3 separate regions of the Homo sapiens genome follow, and regions 2 and 3 are each linked to region 1. A link is a contact called in ENCODE Hi-C or POLR2A ChIA-PET data. All regions are on one chromosome and are shown on one strand. Each heading gives the region's core, a stretch centred on a gene start or an enhancer-like site at or near the end of the contact. The rest is flanking DNA. Distances are from core to core; before and after follow the strand shown.

Evidence for each region. Hi-C counts contacts between places; a loop is a spot of excess contacts on that map. ChIA-PET counts read pairs that join two places held with the same protein, here RNA polymerase II (POLR2A). Pooled maps may share reads with other maps.
Region 2: a loop to region 1 is called in a pooled map, with 3 times the contacts of the local background. The contact joins two enhancer-like sites. A Hi-C loop is called at or near these places in 1 of 168 maps with a recorded cell type or tissue (GM12878), 7 of 37 single-sample maps with no recorded cell type and 5 of 50 pooled maps.
Region 3: a pooled map shows a loop between it and region 1 (8-fold over the local background). The contact joins two enhancer-like sites. A Hi-C loop is called at or near these places in 1 of 37 single-sample maps with no recorded cell type and 8 of 50 pooled maps. POLR2A ChIA-PET finds 5 or more read pairs at or near these places in 1 of 52 experiments (activated B cell).

The regions. Positions count from the first base shown.
Region 1 is chr17:27,543,028-27,545,794 of GRCh38, forward strand. All of the region lies in intron 1 of KSR1 (kinase suppressor of ras 1), which reads left to right. It overlaps LOC124903960 (a long non-coding RNA gene), which reads right to left. Exons shown (of 2, transcript XR_007065680.1): 2 at 1-946. Among named protein-coding and RNA genes, the nearest start is that of LGALS9, 87 kb to the right of the region's middle. RefSeq lists enhancers at 1-279, 280-780 and a silencer at 1,454-1,513. Within about 2 kb of position 1,429, at least 4 of the 41 ENCODE cell types and tissues checked have a DNase peak (open chromatin) inside an H3K27ac peak, as active enhancers do.
Region 2 is chr17:27,205,987-27,208,753 of GRCh38, forward strand. No RefSeq gene overlaps it. Among named protein-coding and RNA genes, the nearest start is that of MIR4522, 87 kb to the right of the region's middle. Within about 2 kb of position 1,370, at least 4 of the 41 ENCODE cell types and tissues checked have a DNase peak (open chromatin) inside an H3K27ac peak, as active enhancers do.
Region 3 is chr17:27,806,839-27,809,605 of GRCh38, forward strand. No RefSeq gene overlaps it. Among named protein-coding and RNA genes, the nearest start is that of NOS2, 7.7 kb to the left of the region's middle. RefSeq lists promoters at 1-1,979, 1-2,767, enhancers at 1,241-1,360, 1,974-2,767 and a silencer at 1,896-2,058. Within about 2 kb of position 1,378, at least 10 of the 41 ENCODE cell types and tissues checked have a DNase peak (open chromatin) inside an H3K27ac peak, as active enhancers do.

The DNA of each region.
Region 1 (2,767 bases), core at 179-2,678:
GTGGTAAACAGGAGGCGTGGCTCATCTGCCTGTCACTGCTGCACTTCCAGCCAGTCCAGCACAATGGCTGGCCTGTCCCTGTCCACACACCCTGTGGAAGCCGCCCGTGGGAGCTCTCTGTCTAGACTGCCATTTTAGCTGGTGCTAAATGGTCTTGCTTTTAGAGGCAAGGCAGCTATTGCTCCAGCTCCACTGTGGCAGCCTCCAAGGGATGGTTGGTTCTGTGGCCACAGAGGAACCCAGCCTCCCAAATCAGACTGGCCCATGGGTAGGTTGCCTGGGACAGCCATGACACACCATGGAGGATGGGCCCAGGACCCATGCTATGGGGCACCAGCTATGGAGAGGCAGGTTGGGGCGCAGTGTAAAGGAAGGATGACAAGGAAGGGACCTGCAGGGTAGGGGTGTGAGGCCTCCATGTTCCTGGGGATCCCTGCAGTTCTGGGGGCTGTGTCCTTTACCTGAAGAAGTCTCTTTCCTCAGTGGCACGTGCTTCTCCTTGGCACAGTATCTGCTCAACCAGGCCCGTGCTCTCCAGGGATGTCTGACAAGCCTCACCACCATCCAAGTGATACTCGTGGAGCCTCCATTTGGGAGGCCTGTGCCAGAGTCATACCCGAGCAGCTGGGGTGGCAGATGACACTGAGGCTGATCAGGATGCCAGGTTACGGGTGCAGATGTTCCTTTGGGCAAGTGGAGCCGATGTCATTTCATTCCCGTCACATCCTCTGGTGCTGAGGTTGGAGGTGAGCACTCAAAGGAGGATAGGATTGGGTTCCCTGGAGTCAGCTGGGTGGGTACAGGTCTTGGCCGTCTCGCCTTTAGAAGAAATATATCTGATGCGTGGGTTCCTCCAGCATTGTCCTGAAGTCAAGACCAGATTTCAGGGTCTTCCTTAGTCCCATCTCTGACACGGGCAGATTCCCACCCATATCTTCTGTATTGCCTAGGGAGGTAATAAGAGAGAACCTGTCGGCTTCGCCTGAGAAGAACACCACCCACGTCCGCTGCCGCCGCAAGAGTGTTTTCTGTGTTCCACACGTTTTGCTGAGCACTTTGCATTCATATTTTTCTCATGTAAGCCTTCACAACAGCCTTTTGAGGTAGATCAACCCCATTTTACAGGTAGGAAAAGTGAGGCTCACTGGTTAGATCCCATGGCTATGTTCACCCAAGGGAGTGGTGTCAAGGGACTTTAGGGCTAGAGATGTCCTTCATGGAGCCACACTGACTCCTAGGTATGGCTGGATAGGACCCGTGGTTTGTTTTTTGCTTGTTCCAAGCACTTTGTATACGGCAACTCACTTGGCCTCAACCTCCATAAAATGATACTCTTTTTATAGGTGGTAAGACTGAAGCTGAGCCAAGGGGGATTTCCCCAAGATCTTTGATTTTAGATGTTAGAGCTGGGACTAGAGCTGAGCTCCTTCGGCCCCAGATACTTAGTGAGCGCCTGCTGTAGTATCGGTAGCACCCACCAACTGTTTGTGGCTGACCTGATACTATTCTCTTTCTGTAAGTCAGACTCTGGTCAGGGCTGGGGTGGGCCCACAGTACATTCTTGAAGCAAAAGAATATTGGGGTGTGAGAGATGTTGGTTCCAGCCCAGGGCCTCCCCTGTGGCCAGAGACGTAATGACTCTTTCCTTCTTGCTGCTGGTCCCATCCCTGAAACCCCAGGTGCTTGTCTATTCCGGAAAATTTATATCTTGCGGTTTTGTGGTTAAGAGAAAATGACGCTACCAATGAAAGGTCCCCTTTTAGGCCCCCAGGGCTGGGCTAGCAGGCCCCACTGTGGTTTGTCTGGGAAAGTAGCCCCTTGGCGCTTCTGTGACTGCAACCAACTTTCCAAGAAGTGAGAGCAGCTTCATTTCACTCTGACGGGAGTGGCTGCCTGTAGGCCACCTCCATCCTTTGTCAACCAGAGAAGTTTTGCTCCATCAGCAGAACCCAAATCTGTAGAGGTTGTTTCTTAACAAGTTCTGGGAGATAGCAGCTGCCAGGACACCAGACCTGCCAGTAGCTGGGTCGTGCTGCACTGCATGTCTTCCCTTTTCCTTGTCTCAGGCACAGCTAGCCAGGTTTATGGGTTATCTGGGTGCAAAGAAGAATCACTTCAAGTTCTGCACAGTTCTACCCATGGGCCTGCTTTGGGCTGTCTAGCGGGGATCTCTACCGGCCTTTAAAAAAAGAAACCGCTTGCTCCTCTTCTAGGGAAGCTGTCCTGGCTTTTGAGATGTTCAGACCCCTGTCTCATCACTTGCCCAGTTGGTGTTTGTTTTTCGCTGCCATTTGATAAACTTTGTGTGCCTGTCTGGCACAATGTATTGTGTTTGTGTGTTCATCCTTTCAACAAAGGTTTTAAAATAGCAAACCAGGCCAGGTGTGGTGGCTCATGCCTTTAATCCCAGCACTTTGGGAAGCTAACACAAGAGGATCACTTGAGCCTAGGAGTTAGAGACCAGCCTGGGCAGCATGGCAAGACCCCATCTCTATTATGAAAAAAGAGAAAAAGCAGCCCATGTGCTGGGTGCTGTGCTGGCTCCTGAGGTCTGCTGGTGACCAAGAACACCAGCTGGACCCCCACCTCCCAGAGTTTCCAGCCTGAAGAGGGAAGCAGACAAGCGTGAAAAATCAGAACTGCGATATGTGATCTGGGCAGGGGGCTGGAGGGCTTGAGGAAGGCTTCCTGGAGGAAGTGGTGTCTGAGCTGATCCTTGTAGGCGGAGAGTCACTGGGAAGAGCTTGCTTAGCAGGGGACCGAGTGC
Region 2 (2,767 bases), core at 120-2,619, 340 kb before region 1:
TTATAGTTCCAGAGGTCAGAAGTCCAAAATCATTTTCACTGAGATTTAGCTAAGGGTTTGCAGAAATGGCTCATTCTGGAGGCTTCAGAAAATAATACATTTTCTTGCCTTTTTCAGCTTTGCAGGGTGCCTGTAGTCCTTGCCTCACAGCCCCTGCCTCACATCACTCCAACCTCCTGTTTCCGTGGTCACATCTCCTACTAATCACTCTGACCCTCCCTGTCCCCTCTTATAAGGACCCTTGTGATTACATTGGGCCCACGCAGATAATCCACGGTTGTCTCCCCATCTCAAGATCCTTAATTCAAGTCAAATCTTCAAAGTCCCTTTGTCATATAAGGTGATATTCACAGGTTCTGGGAATTAGGGATTACTCCACCTACTACAGGTGTCAGGAAAGCAAGTTCTAGCTTCCTCAATCAGTGAGGACTTACTAGAAGGTTACATCGAGAAAATAGTAGGAAATCAAGAAAACCAACAGGCATTTGAGATACAAGGCAAATACATACCTGGTTATCTTGCTGTCCTTTCAGCAGCCGGTGCCTTTTGCTGCAGACTCTAGACTTCTACCTTTATTGTGACTGTCTTTACTTCCTTTTCTGTCTAACTGATGATTCTAGTAGCTCTAGCAGTCAAACTGAGTTAGCCAGAGGCCCATCCTATAGAGGGCGCCCCTTTTCTGCCAGGCTCTTTTATGAGGAAATCTCATTGACTGCTATCTAACCTACAGATAGCAGCTTTTGAATCAGTCATTAATCCTTGGTCCACTCAGCTTTGGCCAGAAAAGCTGGGCCACAAGACACAAAATGTGTACAGGAACCACGGGCCTTTGTCTCTGAAAGGCGCTGGGAAGTTCCAAGCATTTGGAGATCGTTAGACTCTTCTCCAAAACACTGTCAGTGATGGCAGAGTTTGAGCAAAATATTTTGCTTCCCAATTTTTGAAACTGGAATGTTTATAGGTGCTTGTTACAAACAGATTTTTGTTAATGTTTACAAAATATAGTATTCCTAAGAAAACAAATAAGAATGGTCCAAAAATAAAGAGTGCTTTGGAAAGCTAAAGGCTTGTCATGATATCCTGTAGTCTAATCAGAGACTCTAATTACGGGAAAAGACATACATATCACCAAACGAAGTCTTCAAGATCATCCTGGTCTTTATAGCTCTTCAAATTATATAAAGCAACACACTGGAATTCCCAAGCTCTGAGTCATCCATGAAAAAAACAGCTCATATGACTTTCAGGACACTGAATTTAATTCAGAAACCATTTTATAAATGTCTACTCTCTTTGACAGAGGAGATCTAGGAAAAGAGAGAAGTAATCTGGAGTGTAGCACAGAATTAAACTGACTTCTCTTTAATGGAGACGTAGAGCCTGTTACACTGCAGATTCTTGGATCATGTCAGATAATCATAGCTTCAGCCACTGGATTAGTCATATCATGAATTTCATAATCACCATATAATTGACACAGGCCTTTAAACAGTCATTTCTCCTGGAAGCCAGTTTATTGCTGGAATTAAATGAACTGTCACTCTCTGCAGAAAATGGAACAAACTTTTCACTTGGCTCACCTTGGCAGTAATCAGGAGATTTCTAGGAATTAGCAACAATCCTCGCCAAGCTGTCCAAGTGGTAACAAGCAGATTGCCCTTAAGAATGCAAAGGTTCATACTGCCCAAAGTAATTTATAGATTCAATGCTATCCCCATCAAGCTACCACTGACTTTCTTCACATAATTAGAAAAAACTACTTTAAACTTCATATGGAACCAAAAAAGAGCCCACATAGCCAAGACAATCCTAAGCAAAAAGAAAAAAGCTGGAGGCATCATGCTACCTGAATTCAAACTATACTACAAGGCTACAGTAACCAAAACAGCATGGTTCTGGTACCAAAACAGATATATAGACGAATGGGACAAAACAGAGGCCTCAGAAATAACACCACACATGTACAACCATCTGATCTTTGACAAACCTGACAAAAACAAGCAATGGGGAAAGGATTCCCTATTTAATACATGGTGTTGGGAAAACTGGCTAGCCTTACACCTTATACAAAAATTAACTCAAGATGGATTAAAGACTTAAATGTTAGACCTAAAACCATAAAAACCCTAGAAGAAAACTTAGGCAATACCATTCAGGACATAGGCAAGGGCAAAGACTTCACAACTAAAACACCAAAAGCAATGCCAATGCAAGCCAAAACTGACAAATGGGATTTAATTAAACTAAAGAGCTTCTGCACAGCAAAAGAAACTATCATCAGAGTGAACAGGCAACCTACAGAATGGGAGAAAATTTTTGCAATCTCTCCATCTGACAAAGAGCTAATATCCAGAATCTACAAAGGACTTAAACAAACTTACAAGAAAAAAACAAACAACCCCATCAAAAAGTGGGCAAAGGATATGAACAGACACTTCTCAAAAGAAGACATTTATGCAGCCAACAAACATGAAAAAAAGCTCATCATCACTGGTCATTAGAGAAATGCAAATCAAAACTGCAATGAGATACCATCTCACACCAGTTAGAATGGTGATCATTAAAAAGTCAGGAAACAACAGGTGCTGGAGAGGATGTGGGGAAATAGGAACACATTTGCACTGTTGGTGGGAGTGTAAATTAGTTCAACCATTGTGGAAGACAGTGTGGCAATTCCTCAAGAATCTAGATCCAGAAATACCATTTGATGCAGCAATCCCATTACTGGGTATATACTCAAAGGATTATAAATCATTCTGCTATAAAG
Region 3 (2,767 bases), core at 128-2,627, 260 kb after region 1:
TTATAGTGTACCATTACGTGGCCAAAAAAAAAGTGTATTAAGAATTTTTTGGCCAGGTGTGGTAGCTCATGCCTGTAAATTCTAGCATTTTGGGAGGCTAAGATGGGAGGATTGCTTGAGCCCAGGAGTTTGAGACCAGCCTTGCCAACATGGCAAAACCCTGTCTGTACAAAAAATACAAAAATTACAAAAATTAGCCAAGTGTGGTGGTGAACACCTGCAGTCCCAGCTACTCGAGAGGCTGGGGTGGGAGGATCGCTTGAGACCAGGAGGTCGATGCTGCAGTGAGCTGTGATTGTACCATTGCACCCCAGCCTGGGCAACAAAGTGAGACCCTGTTTCAAAAAAAAGGATTTATTTAGCTGGGCATCGTGACAAGCACCTGTAGACCTAGCTACTAACTGAGGTGGGAGGATCACTTGAGCTGAGGAATTAAGAGACCGCAGTGAGCTATGATTGCACCATTGCACTCTCCAGCCTAGGCAACAGTGAGACTCTGATCTCTTAAAAAAAAAAAAAAAGAGTCTTTATGATAAGAAATAATGTTCATGATATCAGTAGAAAAATGATAACCCCTAACATGTAAAATAAAGACAGAAAAAATGTGAGAAAAAAATACTAAAATATTAAAAAGTGGTAGAATTATGGGCAATAGTTATCTTTTCTTTACCCTTCTCTGTATTTGCTATCTGTGCATATGTTAGTTTTATAATATAAAAAGTGACTCCTTACTTTTTGAAATACTATCTCAGACGTGTGGCTGTGCCAGTAATTCACCTTTCCCAAAGGAAAAGAGCCTCTAGCACCCATTTTCATTACAGGAGGCACAGAGAGGGCGGCTGCCCACGCCCCTGGCTGTTCTGCAGGAGTTACACCGGTTTTCTGAGCATCGTCCGTGAGTTTTCCAAGCTGGGCCCTGGGGATCCAGTGGTGAGTGATGGCAGACAAGCTGGCTGTCTCTCTCCCTCCCCACTCTGCTGCCAATAGAGATGGCAAGATGAGTCCCAGAGCCTGTTGGAGGCGGTGCATTTGGGGGACAGGGGCTGCCTCCTTAAAAACAGAGTGGAAACCAGGGGGACAGGCCAAGTGCATCGAAATGCTAGGACGGTTGGCCAAAGCTGAGCGGCTCACTCTTGAAACAGAGGTGGGGTCTGGCTCTTGGTGGGTGAAGGAAGAATTGGAGGAAGGGAGGAAGGGTAATTCCTCCAGCAATTTGAGTGGGAGGCTGTGGGGGGCAAGCTATTAATAACGGCAGAGGCCACTGTCAGGCAGACTCAGGGACAAGTCTCAGGCCTGCCACCTAAATTCATCTGTGGGCATTGGAGAGGTTACTTTTGGTTTCAGTTTGCTTATCTGTAAAGTGTGGATAATCACAGAGTCCCCACCTCCTCAAGCCTTGGGGAGGAGTAGCGAGAGGATGTACGCAGCACCTGCCCTGCAGTTCAGCTTGAGCACGCTCCTATCTTGCCAGAGCCGGAGCGTAGCTGTAGCTTTAGCAGAGCAGCAGCACCGAGCTGGCTGGCTCTGCCTACTGCTATTCTCCCAGCACCTGGCACATGCTGGAGCTCAAGAAACAATGCCCAGCTGACTGCCAGGGCCTTTTTAATGTGTTATCTCATGCATTCCACACCACCACACTGTGAGGTGAGCTGTGTCAACCCTATTTTACAGATGACAAAATTGAGGCTTAGGAAGATTAAAGAATTTTTCCCAAGATCATACAGCTAAAGCTGCAGAACCAAGATTCAGGTCCATTTGATTCCAAATGCTTCTGGGAGGAGCATCTTAGGGACACCACCGGTCTGAGGCTCAAGGCAGCCCTCTCTCACCCAAGACCAAGCTCTTGTAGACAACAACTGTTTAAAGGGCAAAGACAGCTCCTGGGGAAGAGGCAGGAAAATCAATGAAATGATCTGTGATGCTGTCAGGGCCCTGGAGGAAGGACTGAGCAATGCAGGAGTTCCCCAGGGGCTCCCGGGAGGGCCCAAGAGGCCAGGTGGGGGCGGGGTTGGGCAGGGAAGCCTGGGGGAGTACTCTCAGAGGAGGTGACAGTCCCCAACAGGAGGAAAGGCTGTCCTCCTGCTGAGCTTACAAGGGAAGCTCCCATGCCGGAAGGAAGAACCTTGAACTTCTGCTTCCAATACCTGTGTCTAGCCTGTCTCATCCTGGCCTGCATTTCAGAGCTCCCCCCAACTCCAGGAGCTCTCTAGTAAGCCATGCCTTTGCACACACTGTTCCCTGTTGCTGGAATGTCCTTCCCGACAGCTCCCTAGCCCACCCTTGCCCTGACTCGAATCCCCTTCAGACTCTGCTTTACTTCATGGCATTGTTGCCTCTAGGGGCTCCCCTGACCCTCCATCCTCAAGCCCCTTGGGGTTCCCCAAATCCCTTAGGCTCCCCTCTCCTCAACACTGATCCCACTGTTTTAATTGTGGTCTCACTGCTCTGTCTCTTTTACTAGACACAAGCTTCCCAAGGCCAAGGTCATGTCTCACATCTCTGCAGCACCAGCAGCATGCTTGGCCCAGACTAGGTGCTCAGTGGATTTTGTTTTGTTGAGATAAAAAGTCACGTGCCATTAAATTCCCCCATTTAAAGAGTATAATTCAGTGGTTTTTAGTATATTCACAAAGTTATGAAACTATCACCACTATCTAATTCCAGAACGTTTTTGTCACCCCAAATAGAAACCCTGTACCCATTAACAGTCACTCCCTATTTCTTACCCCCAACTCTTAGAAACCACTAAATCTACTTTTTTTTCACT